Linked DNA regions of Homo sapiens: region 2 is linked to region 1. The links are chromatin loops, found by intact Hi-C in ENCODE. Cell type or tissue: OCI-LY7. All regions are shown on one strand. Each heading gives the region's core, and the rest is flanking DNA. Links, peaks and the distances in the headings are about the cores only.

Region 1 (6,945 bases), core at 1,984-5,983:
CTTGGGGCTTTATAATCCAGTGGCCATCGAAGATGTAACTTGGTTGTCTTCTTGGAAACACTAGCAGTGATTTTATCATTTATTCCTGTGGGAGATCTGGCTCCCTGCCAGCCAGGGACGGAGCTTTCTCTTACTTCCCAGCGTTGTACAGCCAGTGGTTTTAAATGTGATTGTTCTGAGGATTCCTCTCTGCAGAGTTCAGTTACTCACCAATCATCACTGCCCAAGGAGGATGCTTTTCTGAGAAATATTCTAGATGACTTGATTGAAGGAGGCTCCACTGTGATCTGAGCCAGATATGTTTACCCTAAGAGGACTCACGCTTATCATCCAGCACAATGGTGTCCTCTTACTAGAATTAGCATCTGCTGGATCACTGACTGCATTTCCACAGAACACAGAACAAAGCGGTTAAGATCCAGGGCATTGAGCCACGCCTTAAATCGAAGCATTGTCCACCTTCTAACCCCAAGCAGACACCAAGAGGGAGCCAACAACAGGGATCCTGAGAGGCAAAGGGAGTCCAAGGAGCTATGGGGAGAACTTTCCATCTTTGGGGATGAGAATGTGAAGCATCAATTTATGTGAAAACTACTGCTTGATTAAAGACAAGATTTTTGAAAGCCATCCTGTAAAACACCCTGTCCCACACATTGTTAAAGGTAAGAGGGCTAGACACAATGCTGTCACTGCAAAAAATTGAGTATTTCATAGTCTTCATCTCATAATTAGTATGGTAGTAATCAATATGACTGATATAAAAAGAACTAGATATAAGTCTTTGTTTTTCTGACATCTTGTAGAGTTTTTGTAAGGCAATATTAAATAAAAATGTGTAGGGTAATGATATTGTAAGATCCTTTGTTGGTAAATGTGAAAAATTTCATAGATAACTCTTAATGATTGAGCCCCCTCTTTGTACACTATAGGAACATAGAACCAAATAATACTACCGATAAATGTTTGTTGGATTAATAACTTCACAAAAGGATACAACTTTTCTGGAGAGATATCAATAGGACAAAGGCCTGTAATCTATCGATTCTACTTTTAGGAATATATCATAAAGTAAATGTGTGGTTGGTTATTCAATTTAGGTGAAATTATGCTCAACAAACCTTTTACAAAAAAAAATTTGTTTTTTTTTTTTGAGATGGGTTCTTGCTCTTTTGCCAGGCTGGAGTGCAGTGGCTCTATCTCAGCTCGCTGCAACCTCTACCTCCCGGGTTCAAGTGATTCTCCCGCCTCAGCCTCCCGAGTAGCTGGGACTACAGGCGCGTGCCACCATGCCAAACTAATTTTTGTATTTTTAGTAGAGACGGGGTTTCAGCATATTGGCCAGGATGATCTTGATCTCTTGACCTCATGATCCGTCCACCTCAGCCTCCCAAAGTGCTAAAATGAGAGAAAACTTTAAACAACCCAGAATGTTTAGTACCAAAGGCCTAGTTGAATAAAACTGATCAGCCATGTAGTGCAACACTATGTAGACTTAAAAATGATATTGTAGAAGAACATTTAACCACATGAAAATACATGTTAAAAAGTTTGGTGAAAAAAGTAAGACAAATATCTAAATGGCATGTTCAATATAGAATATTTTTGATAAAACATAAGCATACACAAATATTCTGCAAGTATATTAATCTTTTTAAAATGTTAACATCAGTTTTTGGAATAAAGCAAGAGATGTTTTTAAAATATTTCTTTGTATTTAAATTTTGCATTTATTCTAAAATGAATGCTCATTACTCATGTAATAAGAAAGTAATGAAAAAATAGTAAAAAATAAAAAGGCCTCCATAAATTACATGTAATTTAATAATGAAAAACTACTTAGCTACTACCTACCAGGCCCTATATGGGCAGGCAGAGTGGAAGGTTCAAAGGAGAATTGATCAGTTCTGCTCTCCAAGCACTCATGATTCTGAGAACCAGAACAGAGAACAAGGAAGCAAAGGGTGAGAAACCAAATTTTCTAAGAGCATCAGTTTCTTAAAGTCAATATCATGGAGATATCTCTGAACCCGTGTTCCATTTCCTCATGTTTAATAGTTTCAGATTCAAGAACAGCCTGGCCAACATGGTGAAATCTTGTCTTTACGAAAAATACAAAAATTACTGGGCATGGTGGCAAGTGCCTGTAATCCCAGCTACTCGGGAGGCTAAGGCAGGAGAATCACTTGAATCCGGGACGCGGAGCGTGCAGTGAGTCGAGATCGCACCATTGCACTCCAGCCTGGGCAACAAGAATGAAACTCCATCTAAAAAAAAAAAAAAAGGCAGAGAGAGAGAGAGAGGGAGAAAAGTCACCCATACAACCACCAAGTCATTTAAATTCATGGTTTTTTTTGGATCAGAGTTGTCATCTTCACACATGGGGGAACAGGCCCATGTAAGACAGTTGGTTTCAGCTCTCCAGCAACCTTGGAGTTAATGGAGCTCTTTTCAATCTTGAGCCATCAATTTTTCCAATGTAACCTATCATGGTAGAAACCTCCCAAATTATGGGGGTCTTCTCCATGATGAAGCTGAAGCACTCACTTTGCGACAAGTAACCCTTAAGTGACTCCCCAAAGATACAATGATATTATTGGTTTACTATTAACTCACTACAGTGACTTTAAGTGGTATGGCTGCCTAGAGAATTTACAGTCAGAGTTATTTCCCCTGGAAGAACAATATAAGGTGAGATGTTTGAGAGCAGAGACTATTTTGTTAATGTCTGTGTCACCTATAAGTGGCAAAATACTTGCCACATAGAATTCTACTCAATGATACTGGTGTGTTTGCTAAAAAATCCTGTATAGCTGATTGAGGGTTCCAGCCATGAAGTTTGCATTTTACATCTGCAGTGCTGTGATGTTGTCCAGCTTCCTACGCGCAATGGCACTTCTCATTTTCCACTTTTTAATGACTCTTTAAATTCTTTATTTAATGACTCTTAAATTCTTTATTGTTGCAACTTACAATAAGTAACATTGAATGAGCCCCTAGAATACAGCCTGGCACCTAGGTTCCTGATTTGAGGATGCCCAGTGTTGCCCAGGCCCTGTGGGCTGGACAAGGGAAGGCAATGTGAGGGCTGCACTCTGAGCCACTCCAGTCTGCCAGGAGAAATAGTGAAGTTGTGCCGCCATGTCACTGCTATCCATACTCTAAGACAACTTCAAGTACTTCAGCTGAGATGAGGTAAAGGGTGAAGGTTGAGGTCAAAATACAGCTAAGTAACAGAGCGCAGAACAGAAATACAAAGGAAGGGAGACAAAGGCGTGGATTCATCCGGTTGGCTGCTCAGTTCCATGCCAAGGGATGAACAGGTGTCTGTCTAGAAGCAAACTCTTAAATAAGAAAAGACCTACCTTAGAAATGTAGTCACATCTCCACTTGCTAAATTATGTGGCCTGTGGCATGTCACTGAGCCTCCGTTTCTGACTATATCATTAGGGCTATGAATATCAAATGAATTAATGCATATGAATGGATTTTGTTGGCAGTAAAACAATATTCAAATCTATTATGCTCTCAATATGTGGAAGGAGGACCACTTTCACCAACATAACAAAAACTGGTGTTACCAATTTGTTATATATGAAGCATGCAGGAATAAAATCAGAGGAGCGTTCAAGCCAGCCCCCACCAGTTCCAGAGAGCTGACGGTATCCATCTTCTCCCAAATCTGCCTTCAGTGATCAGATGAGGGTAGTTTGCCATTGGCCACAGTGAGAATATTTACAGCATAGAATTTGGAAAATGCTACAAATCAGGACCTCTTCATTCTCCGCTGGGAGAGGTTGTTAAACCTTACCAACACAAGACTGGATGAAGTGTCTGTTTTTTCCAGTTAATCTTTCTCATATCTGACAAGGATAAGATTTTTTTCTATTTGTTTCACACTAGCCCTTTCAGACACCAGCATTTCCCTGGATTAGCAAAATAATCAGCATTCACAAGAGGAGAGAGAATGAGAAAAAAAAAAAAGGCTCTAAATCTGAAGCCTGTGTCCATCTTTCTTAGAGGAATTTAAATTCCAAGGCCTATATATTCTTCAATTCCATATGGTACCATGAGGTCTCAGTAAATATCACTCAATGGCTCCAATTTAGTAACACTGCCACACACACACACACACACACACACACACACACACACACACACGAGTCATCTGCCATCTGCTGGACTTCATGTGAGAGTCGGTAGTTTCAGTCAATGGAATGGTGCTCATAGACACGAACCTCTAACCTGATTGAGATAGTTTGAGTCAATAACTTCTTCCTGATTGTTGAAAGATTAATAACACATTTATATTCTTAAAAGTGGCATCAACCATAAGCTGATGGGAAAAATCAAGTTTTCTGTGTGTTGGTTCCTCTCAAAGATGCATTCCACTGCGGAAGGGGTTTATGTACCTCCTAAGAGTATGGGGCGAGGGCAGGTGCAAGCCAAAGGGAAGCCTCAGAAATGTGTTCCCTACTCATCCTGCCCTCAAACAGGGCCAGTGACAGTAACAGACACTATCTGTTTCATGCACTTACTCCCATTTCTAGATCTGGTACCTGAAACCACAGTGCCGAAAGTAGTCAAGTACGACTATGCCTGAAGCCCAGAAGTGTGGTTTTCCACAGTGAGGAAGATTTGCATTGTGAAGCAGATGTCAGATAGAAAAAGCAAAACAGAAATATGAAGACATTGTAAGAATTTTGGGGTGATTTCTGACCTGCTCAGTTTCCATCAGGGCATCCCAGGGTTTTTTGCCTTCTCAATTTTGAACAGCATAGCATTTAAATGATCATTTTTGTTTCTCTCCGCTGCTCCCCAATCTAAACAACAAAAGAAGGAATTTAACCTCATATCCTCGCTCTGAAATTAGCTCTATTGTCAAAAGATGACAGCTGTATCCTGATTTCAAGAATTTCATGTTGGAATAAAACAGCATTTTTGAAACCATTGTGTTATTTCAAACAGATCTGTAATGGTCCCTGAGCAAACCATTTTCAGAAGACTTGGGTAAGTAAGATAAAAAGACACCATTTCTGAAGAGTTGCTTTTATGGGCTAGGTCAGAGTGCTCTCTTTCCATGTTGTTCATTCCCAGTTGAATTTCCTAATAGTCTATCTCCTCAGCTAACAGATGCCCAGCCTCATGTCGGAACCAGATCGCGCCACTGCTGAGATTCCATCCAGTTCCTTTCTTATTGAGCCGTTTCCCTAGCAGATGGTGCAATGCTGCAGGCATACTCCTTCCTGTTAATTACCAGCCTTTGCTACAGATGGAAATGTCAGTCAGCCTCACAGGTCCTGGTTCCTGCCATTGCCTCAGTCCCTAGCCCTCTACCTAGGCAAGATGCTGCCAACACACACCATGTGTTTTGTGACTGCTGACTAGGCAGGCAACAAAAAACAACTTACTTCATGAATATTCATGGCGGAATGTTTAAAGTTCTGTTCATCTGTGATGCTTATAGATCCGCTTAAAGGGGATGGCACCTTCCTAAGAACACTCTGCCCCTTGTTTTCCTAAACTGAGGATACACGAGTTACCAAGTGAGTTGTCATGGCAACGTAGAGAGGACCATTAAACGTCGGCCATTTGGAGCCTTCTGTAGATACATCAGTTTCTGACTAACATTCTTCTCATACCTCTAAGTATCACTTAATTATTCTTGTCCTGCCATAACAGACCAATAGTCACCAAGCTGAACTGATTAGCTAATAACTGTTGGTTTTCATTAAACCCTGATTATCTCATTAGCGCATATGTAGCCAATATGAATTCCTTGATCTTTCTTGGTATTTAAATATACCAAATCGAGATAAATGAATTTCAGTAGTCATCCTCTATCCATTAAGTCGAATTATTTTACTTGTGTTGGAAACATTTTAGCAATCAAAACTGGGTATCTTTTTAGGTTTAGAGGAAAAAATTAGGGCTCAGGTTTTGAGAGTAGAGAAGAGGAAGTGAGATCTTGAGGAAGACTTTGATTGAAGGTCATTCAGATAAGCTTTTTTTCTTTTTTTTAATTTGTCATCTTCTTTGGGATGCTGTGTTTATAGGTGAGATCACGTGATGATGGAGAAGGTCACCAGAGCCAGGCACCTTGTCCACACACAGGGCTTCCTTCCTCCATGACTTAACCCAGAGATGTAGACGGCGGGGTCAACATTAAATACCACAAACAGGCAAAAGAGCTTCAGACAGAAGGATCATCTTCCTGAAGACAAAATAATCATCATCCTTTGAGGGCAAAGTGGGCAACGTTATGGGTATGTAAAATTGAGAAGCAGCTTTCATGAGTCCTGATTTATTTATTTAAAAATCTAAATTTATTTTTTTCCTTAGGTATCTTTTGTTTTGGAATGGGACTCTACACTATGGGATTTCTAGTGGAGAGGACAGTTACCAGAGTCAGCACTGGAGGTATGGGAATTTCTAAGCTAGAGAACTGCAGTAGGGAAAATTGAAAGATGCTATTTTGGGGGTCTCACTGATAGTTATGAAGCTTAAGTGTTTTTTCCTGGTGTCTTTTTAAGAAGCATATGTTAGTTGTATGCTTTATGATATAAAAAAAGATAAAGCATGTATAGGTATTTTACAGGCAGAGCAGAGATGGGGATATTCTGAATGCCCTTACCCCCCAGAAAACAAAAGTTAAGCTACATATATTTTATAAAGTAATAGGAGAGGATACATCTCTAGGAAAAGTGGGGAGATAATGCCCATAACGTAGCTAGGGCTCTACATTCCCTTGTTCAAAATCAACTATGATTGCATTTTACAATGAAGAACGCACACAGTGATTTGCAGGTAAATATTTAACAACAAGCTCGCCAAATAAAAATTGCTAGAATATATATACATGTATATAATGTCATTATAAACTTTACTCATATAAAGGATGTATATCACACAATTTACAAATAATAAAATACACAATACTCTTTATTG
Region 2 (6,945 bases), core at 1,005-5,004, 70 kb before region 1:
GCATAAAATCCAAACATTTTTAAAAATTTGGCTTCTAGCCCACCCCTCTCCTTCATCTCCTGCTACGCAGCATGAGTCCTACCCTTCCTTCTACTGACTGGAAGTAGCTCTGGACCCTCAATTGTGGGCTTTGGGTAGTTCTTTTCATGGAGTGTGAGTCCCTCTGTCCCACTCCCTCACACAAAAGAAAACCTGAACCAAAACAAAACAAATGAGAAAGACTTTGAAGGAATTAAGTGAGTGTTACTTGGCTTGAAGTCTCATTTTAGGGTATCAGTGCCTGAATCCTCCTCAACTCCCACACACAGGGCATCAGCTGGGTCAGGTCCCCTGTCCCGTCCACCTCAACTGCCCTCTCAGAGTTCATGCAGCCTTGAAATCAGGTTAGCTTGCAAGTATAGTACTGTGAAGCCTGGGGTTCTTTTAATTTTATAGTCTGCTCTTTCTGCAGTGCCTAGCAGAGTTCTTGCAACATTAATGAGAGAGCAGGTAAGTGAATCAAGATCTGCAAATGGGCCAGTGAACAAGAGAAGAAGCTGGCAGTGGGGAGCTGAAGAAATAAACGTGGGGGCAGCACAAAGCAGAACACACCTCGGCTCTGGGACCGATTGATGCTCAGAACAGGAAAGACAGAGTAAGCAGAATCAAGTAGTCCCGTAGCAAGGACTGGGTGGGAGGACAGGTCAGGGGCACTCTGGGGGATGCACAGAAGGCAAGTGAATCTCCATTTCTGAATCAAAGTGGTTTCCATGTTTCTTTATGTCAACTGAAGATTATTTGTTTTTAGATCTTCTTCCTATTTATGTGCTTAATCTTCAGTTACTGGTTTCACCTGAATTCTAAAAATTACTTAAATTGGTTTAGCTTTTAGTTGGAGACTTTGGGGTTGATGGATACCCTACAGTCATGGTTCTCAAACCTGAGGGTGCATCACCATCCCCTGCAGAGCTTGGTTAAAAAACAAACAAACAACAACAACAAACACACACACATACACACAAATTGCTGGACCTACCCCTGAAGTTTCTGACTCAATGACTCCAAGTCAACGTCTGAGAATTTGCCTTTTTAACTGGTTTCCCAATGAACCTGACACTGCTGGCCTGCAGATCCCAGTTTGAGAAACACTGCACTACAGTACAAATTCTTTACTTTTCCAGCAATATTAAGTAAGCCAAGCAATGTTTACTTGGGAAAGAAGTATGTGGAATTCTACTAATGGCTCAAAAGCAGTTGCAGATTTCCCAAGAAACTCAGTTTAAGCTCCACTGTCATCATTTGCATGGGCCACTGCCAAGACTCTGTACCTAATTTTGAGCTCATAGAATTGTGTTTTCTTTCTTATAGATCCCTGCTTCCCAGCCCCCACCACCAATTATTTGTATAAGCTTCAGGCTCCACATACTGTTGGCCTGCCCTTGCTCCAAAACTCTCTCTCTCTCTCTTTATGTGTATATATATATTAAATATATATATTTATATATATTTAATATAAATATATTTTAATATAAATATATATTTATATATTTTATATAAATATATATATTTATATATTTTTATATAAATATATATATTTATATATATTTATATAAATATATATATTTATATATATTTATATAAATATATAAATATATATATTTATATAAATATATAAAATATATAAATATATTTATATAAATATATAAAATATATAAATATATTTATATAAATATATAAAATATATAAATATATTTATATATAAATATATAAAATATATAAATATCTTTATATATAAATATATAAAATATATAAATATCTTTATATATAAATATATAAAATATATAAATATATTTATATATAAATATATAAAATATATAAATATATTTATATACAAATATATAAAATATATAAATATATTTATATATAAATATATAAAATATATAAATAAAAATATAAAATATAAATATATATTTCTATATATAAATTAAATATATATATATTTAATTTAACTCTCTGGAGAGCCTTGGGTTTTTTAAAGTAGCCAAAGTCCTTGCCTATCTGTCCTTCCTTGGAATCATATCAGTTTCACAACACTTTCAGCCCCCATCTACTTTAGAACACCCCTTCTCTAGAATAGCTCGCAGCCTGGCTCCCACTGTCTCCCCTCTCCTGCTGTTCTCTCGTCTCTCCTCTAGCCTTCGTTATTGAGCAAGTTGTCCCCACTGAATTCCTGATTTTTCTGTAGGATAGTAGCACATTGTGTCCTTGTGCCTCCATTAATTTGTCAGCATTGTTATCGGTTCTGCAGCCTAGATTATTAAAGTGTAGGAGTAGTAATAGTTTAAGCCACCGTTAACATGAATCCCATCTATTTATACATGAATAGCTACCTTCCCACAATGGTATGTATGCTTATTTTGTATAGGTTGATTTCGCTGATATTCCTGGATTTTTGCTGATGTATTAGGTGTCAGTCCAATATATCATGATAAAAGAAAATCAGAGCTCAATAGGGATACCGTGGCTTGTAATGGAGAGAGCAGAACAACATTCTCATAAAGGCTTAGAAATATCTTCTAAAGAAGTGTGCTCTAGGAGCAATAGGAATATCTGTATTATTGTCTGACAAATTCTGTGGAGCACTTTGTCAAGGATGACAGCACAGAATAGGATCAATTTGAAACATGCATTTATACAATATGAGTAGAGGACCCCAAAGTTCTTAAATGACGTGAGCACATGCAAGCCTTCAAGACAGCTTTGCATTGTCAGCCGAAGGATGCTCCAAGGCCAGCATCAGCATTATTAACAGAGCTATGTAAAGACACCTTCCTGGATCAAATGTGCCAGGATTTTTACACACTTCTTTGTTTCACTGTTCATCTCCATTTGTTCCTAATTTCTGCATATAAGCACAAGGTAGAGGGGATCTGAGATGAAACTTTGTTTCTGATCAACTACAAAGAAGTTTTCTAGCATCTGTTGAGCTCAGCTAGTAAGCACAATTTATAAAACAGGGGATGACTAACCCCTGTAACCATTTTAATGACCCTAAAATAAAGTGCTTAGAGCAACATCTGTCCCAGCAGCTGGGTTCTCTGCATGAGTGGGCAGAGCGACACATTGGGACAAATTCTGTTCTCCCTTTTGACAGAAACAATTGCAGCAGATCATTTTTATCGTAATCAATTTAGGTACAGTTTCTTGGAAACCATCTGTGTAGTGTTCATAGATTGTGCTTAAGAATTTAAATGTGTATATTTTTGGTCGCTTGATGTAGCATCTGCTAATGGCCACATAAGTTCCACTTTTTATGCAGAAAGCTGTTTCCTTGTAAAGGGATTAGTAGAATGACTACTTGATTTTATCCTTTTAACTACCCAATAAGCTTCTGCAGTTTGAATGACATCCGCCACAGAGTGTTAGTTGTGGAATTAATTGCTTAAAAAAAAAATAGAAAGTGGAATTGGAATTATAAGACCAACAAAGGCTCAGTGAAACATTTTCATGTATTTCTATCTCTAGCTCATAATTTTAAATTAATATGGTTGTATGCGGGCAATTGAAACTAAAGAAAAGCATAGCTTTTGATAACAACTCTTTTTCTTCCATTTTTTTCCAGTATTCATTTGTGGCTTTACAGCTATTAGTTAAATAACTATGAAGAAATCAAATGGCGAAATCAGCCAACATTGACTTTAGCTTTGAGAATAATTTTAGAATCATATTAAAAGATAATTGATCTTAAAATACAAGATAATGAAAACTGAGTGGCTTTGGCGCAGATGTAAAGGATTTACCTAAAAAATGCTGTCAGCTATATTTTGGGGATGAAATGGATTCCATAATGTACCTGAGTCTTGACAACACATTTCGAACAGAGAGATTTCTAGTCTTGCTTGAGAATTACTTGTGAATTTAGAAAATATGTCACTATCCAGATAATCTAGAATAACGTAGGATTTCCATGGTTTGGAAAAAAAATGTTTTTTTCTCTGATAACAAGCATGCTTGGCTTCTTCTCTACTCAAAGTATTTGAAAACACTAAACCACAAAACTAACTAGATCACCAACTGGCTAAATAATTAAATAAACAAAATAATGCCAGAATTCAAATTATATGAGAGTATACAAGCCTTAAGCTTGCACACTTTTTATTTGGATAGAATACGAAGCAGAAATTTAGAAGGAGTATATGTAGGTTTTATATTCAACTCTACAAACACATATTAAGTGCCTATTACATATGTGTGAAGTGCTGGAGTTACAAGATGAGTGAGAAGCAGTTCCACCGGTGAGGTGTTTCCCAGCGAGTGTAGAGGAAAAAGCAATCTGGAACCGGAGTGGTTTCCTCTGTGTTCTCAAGGTTCTATTACGGATGTACCTCAATTTGGCACAAACTCTGAGTAGTTAGTGCAGCAATCAACCTGATCGTATTCATCTATTTTCCATTTACTCCCCTGTGGTGAAAGGTCTTGGTTTTCAAAAGAGTAAATAGTGAATTGATTGTGATTGTATGCAGGTGATCCTAATAATAATTATTATTTATTAAGTTGGTTGTATGTCTTTGCATTAGGTAATTGATCCACTAATAGAATGTGAAATTAGGACTGCTAATAAAAATGTTTCTTTGTTAATTTCCGTCCCTGAAGTTTGCAAATTGTGTACTCACCAAAGCGTGAAGAAAGAAAGAGAAAGATGTTGGTTACACAGGGTTGAGTTCACAACAAGCACAATAGAGGGGACGGATCGAATTTTCCAAGGAGGTTTTTGCTATAGATAATTTGAGTGTATTTCAGGAAACATATTAGCAGAAGTAATTTATGGTAAGTTCTGAATATGGCAGGAGGTGAGATTACTTCAAGCATGTGCCATTTTTGGCTCCCTGGTCTAGAGAAGTTCTTTCTACCCAAACTATCAATCAGCTAAATTATTTTCAAACTTAATTAGATGAAAGAATTTGGTCCTATGATTTGAATGTGCTGGAAGGTGTCCAGGCTACTAGAAACGTCATTTCAATAATACTCTTCTATGCCATCTGTAAGAATCACACCAAACAGACTTAATGCAGATGAACATAATACAAAACAGAACCTACAGCCGAAGAGGGAAACAGAGTTCATGAAGACATACACAAGCACACACGGGCACACACGAACACACACACACCTCGGATCCTGTGGAAACACAAAACTATATGTAGGGGCCACATACAAAGTGAGCAGTGGCAGGCAGGAAAGAAACTTAAAGAAGAGGCTTCCTCCATTTTGAGATCAACATTCCTCCAAAAATAATTTTGTATTTAAAGCTTCCAATTATTCTTTTGTCAGATTGACTTTTGGGATGTGGTCCTTCAGAGAAGTATATTTTTTTCATTTAGATGGATGTGTGTGTGTGTTTGTGTTTCTAAGTGTGTGATGTCAATATTCAGTCATAGTTTAAAACAGTGTTTCTTTTTTCAGGAATAGAAATCAAAGGTTGTCTGGTGCTTTTGTAGAGAGACTTATGCCTAGTTACCAGCTTAGACTTGATTACCCAGCATCTTCTGGGGCATGGAAGGTGGGAGATTTGATACATATAATATGTCTACACAGACACAAATACTCCCAGATAGACAGAGATGGGCATTGTGAGAATGCCTGCTGTGGCTGTTTATGGAGGGAAAGACTCCTCTCAATTGGAAGATTTAGGAAGTCTTTGCACGAGACAGATAACATTTTGGGAAATTTTTCCTTGAAGGAGGGGTATTCTACTTGAGATGTACAAGACAGGTAGATTTGGATTTTCAGGTGATGAGAACAAAAGAAGCAAAAGTTAATAATTGCTGTATTGCTGTATCTTCTTGCTTTAGTAAATTTTTTTTTTTTTGAGACAGAGTCTCACTCTGTCGCCCAGGCTGGAGTGCAGTGGTGTGATCTTCGCTCACTGCAGCCTCCACCTCCCGGGTTCAAGCGATTTCCGGGCTCAGCCTCCCAAGTCGCTGGTACTACAGGCATGCACCACCATACCCAGTTAATTTTCATACTTTTAGTAGAGACCGGTTTCACCATGTTGGTCAGGCTGGTCTCAAACTCCTGACCTCAAGTGATCTACCTACCTCGACATCCCAAAGTGTTGAGATTACAGGTATGAGCCACTGTGAGTGGCCCGTATTAGTAATTTTTAATAGCTGAGGGCTGAAAACACCAAAGATCCTGGGAAGACTTAGCTCAATTCGAGGTTCACCATTGTGTAAAGCATTGGTTCTCACACAGCACAGTTTCTCAGACAAGCAACATCAGAATCACCTGGACATTTCTTAGAAATGTAAATTCTAGGTCCCTACTCAAAACAAAACAGAAACTCAAGGGATAGGGGCCAGCAACCTAGGTTTTAACAAGCCCCACAGATGTGTCTAAATGCTCTCTAAACTTTGAGAAATGTAGCATGAAACACTGCTAATAAACTGTCCCTTCTGTTGGCAGAACTTATTGATCCTTACCTTTCTTCCTTATAAAGTCAGGGCCGAGTTATCCGGCTTTTCATGTGCCTTCACAGAGAACACTGATAGGTGCTCATCACTGACTATATTTTTAGGGGACTTTTGGTAGTTAATCTTACTGATTATGTTTGCTGCTTTGATTTACAAAATAAAATATGGCAATTCAATGAGCTGGTACCATAAGGTCAAAAATCACAACATCACCCTGCTAAGCTCATGACATCCCGTAACTCCAAGTGCCTTGGTGGGAAGGGGGAATCCAGTATGTGCTCAGGTGGATGTGACACACAGGTTAATTCCAGAATACTCATGGTGCTCAAGCTCTTTGCAGGCTCATCCCTTCAGTTACTACAGGACCCTCAAGGGACCGTCACATTCCCTGAGTGGTGCAGTTAGATGAGGTCAGTAGCTCTTCCAGGCATGGCAGACTAAAGGAGAAGTTTGTGCGGCTGAACATTGACCCAAAGCCGTGTTGCACTGGGTT

Evidence for each region. Peaks named below come from ENCODE experiments on the same cell type or tissue, not always from the same donor. Only the 100,000 strongest peaks of a DNase experiment are listed, where the experiment ranks them.
Region 2: a loop joins it to region 1, with 4 times the contacts of the local background. A loop is called at or near these places in 2 of 110 quality-filtered maps.

Annotation. Positions count from the first base shown.
Region 1 is chr2:7,661,508-7,668,452 of GRCh38, forward strand. LOC101929510 (a long non-coding RNA gene) reads left to right here and starts at 325. Exons shown (of 5, transcript XR_007088657.1): 1 at 325-662; 2 at 4,548-5,007; 3 at 6,054-6,263; 4 at 6,340-6,417. In OCI-LY7, for the core only: a CTCF peak has its summit at 4,199 (motif pointing left); DNase peaks (open chromatin) are centred at 4,174 and 4,574.
Region 2 is chr2:7,592,308-7,599,252 of GRCh38, forward strand. No RefSeq gene overlaps it. Among named protein-coding and RNA genes, the nearest start is that of LINC01871, 130 kb to the right of the region's middle. In OCI-LY7, for the core only: no CTCF peak of the experiment used is centred there; a DNase peak (open chromatin) is centred at 3,094; H3K4me3 peaks cover 1,889 bases; H3K27ac peaks cover 2,098 bases.